Linked DNA regions of Homo sapiens: region 1 is linked to region 2. The links are chromatin contacts, found by Hi-C or POLR2A ChIA-PET in ENCODE. All regions are on one chromosome and are shown on one strand. The core of a region is the stretch at or near the end of the contact, and the rest is flanking DNA. Distances in the headings are between cores, read along the strand shown. Region 1 holds the start of CHP1 (calcineurin like EF-hand protein 1). Region 2 holds the start of MGA (MAX dimerization protein MGA).

Region 1 (3,292 bases), core at 326-2,825, 430 kb before region 2:
GGGAGGCGGAAGTTTCGGTGAGCTGAGATGGCGCCTTTGCACTTCAGCCTGGGCAGAAGAGCAAAAACTCCGTCTCAAACAACAACAACAACAACAAACAAACAAAACTCTAGTTCTTCAAACTAGAACCTCAGCTTGCAGGGAACGTGTGGGGCCTCAGGCTAAGCTGTAAAGCCTTAGGTAACACTTAAAACTAGTAACTTAAGTTGACCTGGGAAAGCCTGCTACGACAAAAATATCCTGGTACTTGGGTACTAACAGCAGTCAGAATTCGGTTCTTCCTTATCTTATACGTGTTCTAACCAAACAGGTGTGAAGGGGTAAGGCAGGTGAAGCAGTAAGAACTGGTTCACCTGAGAGTAGGCACTAATTTAACGGGTGGCTTTTACCTTTTTTTTTTTTTTTTTTTGAGACGGAGTCTTGCTCTGTCACCCAGGCTGGAGAGCAATGCCGCGATCTCGGCTCACTGCAACCTCCGCCTCCCGGGTTCAAGCGATTCTCCTGCCTCAGCCTCCCGAGTAGCTGGGATTACAGGCACGCGGCACCACACCCGGATAATTTTGTATTTTTATTAGAGATGGGGTTTCTCCATATTGGTCAGGCTGGTCTCGAACTCACGACCTCAGGTGTTCTGCCCACCTCGGCCTCCCAAAGTGCTGGGATTACAGGCGTGAGCCACCGTGCCAGGCCTACCTTTTTAATCAAAACAAACAATACACCATGAGAATAAAATGCAAAATTTCTCATTTTTAAGACAAAATAAGGAACTTCAAATAAATGGCGGACCATAAGCTAGGAATTCACTGTCCTCCATCGTTAGGGCTTTTTCCTCCGAAGGAAGTTTGGGAAATCTGGATCCTAATTTCAGCCAAGTGGTGCGTTCCTCGAACTTCAGTCTAGAACTAAAAGAAGAGGGGCTGCAATGAAGGAAGAAGTCTCGGGACGCTCCACGCCACCCGGCGGCGGTTATCAAATCACAGGCTGAAAACCTGGAGAAAGGTCCGCGACGCCGGGGACACACGCCGCAGAGGCGACGCCCGCCCGGCCCAACGTCCAGTCTCGTCTGTTTCCCGAGGAGCCAATCAGCACGCGGCCCCGAGGCCGGCTCCCCAGCGCCCCCTGCGGCCGGGAGGAGGACGGCAGCCAGGAAAGATGAAGAGCGCGTGCAGTCCCCGAAGGGTACACCCTAGGGTTCCCCCCCACGCGAAGTTTCTCTCCGCAATCCGTGCCACCTATCGAGTAGGATTCCTAGTGTTCGATTCCTGTGAGAAAAGGTAGACTACGCTGCCTGTCGCAGGTTAGTTTGTTGTAAAACTGTTGGTCAATGACGTTGCCCTTTTAATTGCGTCGTTAGCGACCGAGTGGCATCGCCCCTTTAAGGCCGGTGGCAGCTGCGGTTCCGGGGGCGGGGTCCGTCTTCAGCAGGACTTGGGCTGGAGCTGGGCTGATTCATTCGGGGCTGGAACTCGAACGCTGACGTTGGCTCCTGAGCCGGGCGCTGCCTCGCGCCTGATTGGCGGGTCCTCGGGGCCGCCCTCCCCAGCGCACCACCCCTGGGTTCCCTCCCGGGTCCGCAGTGGAAACACTGCCCTCTCCCTTCTTGACCCCTAGCCCTTCCTTCCCTCCCTCCTTCCCTCCTGTCGCCGTCTCTTCTGGCGCCGCTGCTCCCGGAGGAGCTCCCGGCACGGCGATGGGTTCTCGGGCCTCCACGTTACTGCGGGACGAAGAGCTCGAGGAGATCAAGAAGGAGACCGGCTGTGAGTTCGGGTTGGGGGTGGGAACGCCGGGCGCCTCAGGCTGGCCTCACAACCAAGGGCGGCTGTCGCTAAGGTCTGGAGCTCGGGTGCCTGTGAGGTTGGGGGGTCCTGGGCAGCCTCCAGGTTTGGGGACCGAGAGCTGGAAGACCTGTTCTTCCAGCTGCAGCTTCCTGGAGCGGGGCTCTAGCTACTGTGGGGCTGTCCTTCCCTTCAAAATCGGGACTCTTGATCACTCGTAGAGCGTCGACGCCCCCCTTTTCTGCACCCTGCCCATCAAAGTCCCCGAACTCCTTTCCTTTCTGTTGCCTCGCACCACCCTTCCCTATGAAGAGGCATCCTGAACAGTAGGTAAAGCCCGAGAAGCAAATTCAGGAACTCGAGATGGATTCTGTAGAAAATCCGTTTCTGGGTAAGGACCTAAAACCTCTGACAACTATGGGAAATTACAAACAAGTTCTTGTCACAAATTGGGAAAACCACCCAGAAAGCAAGACCGTGTAGTAAGGCTTTGGGAGACATGACCCGATGCCTGGAGACCTTTAAACAATCAGGGGTCTGGGATTGTGAGACTTCTTTCAATCTGAACTTCTAGAGAAAAAACACGGATACTGTGACCACCAGTTTTTTACTTACACGACGATACTTGCTGTCCTAATCTCATATATGTATTGATTTCTACTATGCTGGTGTACTTTTTTATTCGCTATTGAAATTGGATGTGCTCCAAAAATCTCCGTGTGAATTTGTACTAGGAACTGATTTTTTTTTTTTTTTTTTTTGAAACGGAGTCTCCCTCTGTCAACCAGGCTGGAGTGCAGTGGCGTGATCTCGGCACACTGCAACTTCCGCCTCCCAGGTTCAAGCAGTTCTCCTGCCTCAGCCTCCCAGGTAGCTGGGAGTACAGGTGCCTGCCACCACGCTTGGCTAATTTTTGTATTTTTGGTAGAGATGGGGTTTCACTATGTTGGCCCGGCTGGCCTCGAACTCCTGACCTCAAGTGATCCACCCACCTCGGCCTCCCAAAGTGCTGGGATTACAGGTGTGAGCCACCGTGCCCTGCAGAACTGATTTTTTTTTTTATAGTCCAGTCTCTTCCTCATTAGTCTGAACAAAGGAGCAAAAGGACTCGGGATTCTGAAGCGCTGTAAAATACCATCATAACTTTGAATAGTCCTTGATAATGCAATGTATGATACAATTGTATTGATGCATACAATATTTTATCTTTTCAGTAAACCTTTATGATTCTTATTGAGTTAATGAAGGATGTAGCACCTGAGCTCTGTCTCTTCATCATACTTGTCTTTGATAATGACATGACCAGTAACTCACTCCGGCCCATATGCAGATAGTACTGAGGAGTGCTATGGGGAACTACAGAATTTTTCAGGCCTGTTTAAGTGCTGTTCTCTGCTTTGTGACAAGTTCAACTTTCTGGAGTTTTCAAGTTGGAAGGGATGTTTTCTAGCCCCACCCCTTTCTGGACTGGTTTGCTTCTTTCAGCCTCCCCTAAAATATGGCCCTTAAGCCTCTCT
Region 2 (3,114 bases), core at 336-2,835:
AGATCCCCCAGTTAGAGAGATCATTTGGGTTAACTTGTCTCTTTGGGGATGCATGGTTGTTAACCAGTCATTCACACCTTATGATCATATATTTTAATGCTAAATCAACATAAATTTACTTCTTCCCCAGAAAATGGAAAATTTTTATGAGGAAACCTCAGATCCTTGAGAGGAAGGCATTCTTGGTAAGGTGGGAGATTCTGACAGGGCAGCTTGTAGGAAAGAAGTTCTTGGGTTCAGGGAAGAGGAGGAAGGTGTTAAACTGTTACTTTTCAATTTTGCCTAGGATCTTGAATGCTCTTGCTGACCGTGCCTGACTTGGGGTTTCAGAATGCCTTCAGAAGTCTCTAAAGTAGCCTACACGTTTTCTAGTTCAGACTATTCCAGCAGTTTCTGTCAATGTTGTTGTATATCTCCTCAGGAAGAGCAAAGTGTAGAGAAATATGACCTTCCTAAGTAAAAAGTAGGTCAGATCAGTAGTGTTGGATAAGCCTCCTTCTGTTGACTCCTTCCTTAGTCTTCTCATTCTCCTTCATAGTGTTTTGTATTGTCACATAGCATGTCACGTAGTAGGTTCTCAGTGCTTGCTAATTCTTATCAAAGAAGGCAGTTTTGGATCATTGACCACAAAATCTGCTCTCCTACTCCCTACTTCTTTTTTGCCTTTTAAGAAACTACGCTTCCTTTTTACTGGTGTCAGGAGCACAGAAGAAAGAACAGCTGGTAAGGAGTAGAGAAGGAGAAAGAAAACTACTTTTTGAAGGTTAGGAGAAATACTGTCCATTGATTTACTTCAGCAACTGCCTGACACATAATAGATATTCACTAATACTTTCTTTGCACCTCATAGCTTAAATGTCTTGAAGAAACAAAAATTGAATGCACAGGATCAAGGCACTAAAGCTTAGATAACACACTCCTGCATCGTTTCCCTGTTTTATCAAGATATCTTTCATCTTTATATCCGGCAATTTAGTGGCAACTCTTCGCTTTCCAACTGCGCACTGAGTCTTTCGGTCTCCTCCCCATTTTCCTAGTCGTCTTCGGTTGTGGATGTTGTAAACTCGACCATCCGTCTCTCAAGGTCTTTGGCTTCAAGGTTTCCCAATGCTCTGGAGCTGTCCAAGCCCCGGTACTCCGGGGTGGAAGACCTCAGATTCATTTGACGGGCTTGTGGAGGTTGGGGGTCTGCGGAGCCCCGTGTGGGTGGGGCTGGGCGCGGCCGGGGCGGAGCCGGCGAGGAGCCCTAGGGAAAGGGTGAAAGGCACAGTTGAGAAAGGCCCGCCGGGCATTGGTTTCACAGTTTCCACGAAGGCTTCGTGTGCAAGCCTGAGGAGTTTAGGTGCCTCCCTCCTGCCTCGCCTTTCTTGGTTCTAGAACCTTCAGTAGGCTTTTCTGGGTTGCAGGGACCCGGAAAAGCAGCGGCTTCCACTCGGGGGGCGGGTCCCAAGGGTCTTGCTGCTGCTCTGGGGCCGTTTGGACTCCTGGTGTTGGGGGAGGGGTCAGGGAGGTGCTGCTCGCGTCTCCTTTTGCGCCTGCGCGGCGGGCTCCGAGCGGGTAGGAGCGCGTGCGCGGTGACGTGGACGTCCGGTGCGCGCGCGCAGGCTCTTCAGCTGGAGCGGACACACGGTGTGCGAACCGAACAGAATAACCCGCCCCCAGCGGGATGTGAAGGACTCCGGGTGAGGCCGGCCACGCCCCGCACGGTAACTCTCGGGCCTGGGTGGAGGGCATCGCTTAGTACTGGCCCGATTGGAGTTTTTCGAGAGTTTGAAGCTCTTGTGTATTTGAACGGCGTGAGAAACGTTCCGCTGAGAGAGCTTCGCACGCCCTCGCCAGGCCGGGCCTTGCGCAGGGCCGCCTTTGGCGCGCCCCTGTGGTCCCTGAGCGAGGCTGCGCATGTCACCTCGCGCGCGTCCCCGGCCTCACTTCCGCGTCGCTCAGCTACCTAACTGGGAACATCGACGCCAGAGAGAGCGGCCACGAGGCGGGAGGGGTGAGAAGCGCCCATGGCTCGGCCCTGCCCTCGCGTGTGTGGGGTGCCGCTCCGCGTGGTACGGTCCGCGTGACGACTTCTCGCCCGGCGCCGGGCTCTAGGTCGAGAGCCACGCTTACGCGCTTTTCAGTTTAGAGCCTAGGTCTCGTGGTTCTAGAACTCCAAGGGAAACGGTGTCGGCGTCGCTTTTCTGAGAACTTGGCGCAGCGTTTTGACACCTGTGCAAACGTCTTTTCTAACAAGTAATTTCCGGCCAAATTGTTTGAGGCAGGACGTCAAGTTTAATAAAGGAGGGCGAGGAAGTGAGCTGTAGGAGTGGGGACTTGGTAAACAAAGGACCGGTGGTGTGTAAGTGCAGAAATGAGGGAGGGGAAAACAGGTGGGAAGAGCAGGTGTTATTTTCTTTATTCCTCTGTGGGGCAGCCTTTTACCTAGTTCTGTTTATGGGGTTTCCCGTTTCTGTTAAATGGTCAAGTAGGTCTCTGCCCTCAGTGCAAGGTATCTGGGACATTAACATCACCCCCCCACCGCCCCCCCAAAGCTCCAGTAGCCAAAGTTGAGGGATCTATGTGTCAGAAGAATATGGGGAAACTAGGGATCGTTTCAGACTGGGTCGGGAGTGCAAAAGTGGTAGTGTCTTGCTGTACAGATTTTTGCCTTGCCTTTCGAACCCTGGGAATGCCTTCTTTCTCTGGCCGGGGTGGAAGCAGGAACGGGTAAATGAGGTCTGAAAGGAGGGGTTACTGATGGCAGACCAACACGAGAAACCAAAGTGCACTCTTTTATTGGGAAGATAACTTTCCCAAGGTTCGCCTCGCCGGAGCAAACACGTGGATCATGAGAAGTCTCGAGCCCACCCGCGCGTGTTGTTGTAGAGCTTGCCAGGCTTATGCGGCTGAGTCCCTGGTTAACAACTGCTTGCTCTGTTCGTTCTTTTTGGGCACGATGCCGCGGCTAGGCTGCAGGGAAAGTGCCTGGGGGCGGCGTGACGGCTGCTGGGAAGGGGGTTGGCAGGGGAGGGTCTGGTGGCTGGTTCTGTAGTCTCCAAGGTAACAGAACGCGGCTGGGTCCCGCAGAGCGATCATCGGGTTCCGGCCGGCGGCACGTGATCTGTCGGG

Evidence for each region. Hi-C counts contacts between places; a loop is a spot of excess contacts on that map. ChIA-PET counts read pairs that join two places held with the same protein, here RNA polymerase II (POLR2A). Pooled maps may share reads with other maps.
Region 1: a map of B cell shows a loop between it and region 2 (26-fold over the local background). The contact joins the promoter of CHP1 here to the promoter of MGA in region 2. A Hi-C loop is called at or near these places in 2 of 168 maps with a recorded cell type or tissue (B cell and CD8-positive, alpha-beta T cell), 6 of 37 single-sample maps with no recorded cell type and 14 of 50 pooled maps. POLR2A ChIA-PET finds 5 or more read pairs at or near these places in 1 of 52 experiments (CD4-positive, alpha-beta T cell).

Annotation. Positions count from the first base shown.
Region 1 is chr15:41,229,693-41,232,984 of GRCh38, forward strand. CHP1 (calcineurin like EF-hand protein 1) reads left to right here and starts at 1,576. Exons shown (of 7, transcript NM_007236.5): 1 at 1,576-1,757. The coding sequence starts at 1,691. EXD1 (exonuclease 3'-5' domain containing 1) reads right to left here and starts at 1,065. Exons shown (of 12, transcript NM_001286441.2): 1 at 787-1,065. RefSeq lists a silencer at 1,090-1,149 and enhancers at 1,270-1,339, 1,360-1,419.
Region 2 is chr15:41,658,820-41,661,933 of GRCh38, forward strand. It overlaps MGA (MAX dimerization protein MGA), which reads left to right and starts at 1,586. Exons shown (of 24, transcript NM_001400225.1): 1 at 1,586-1,706.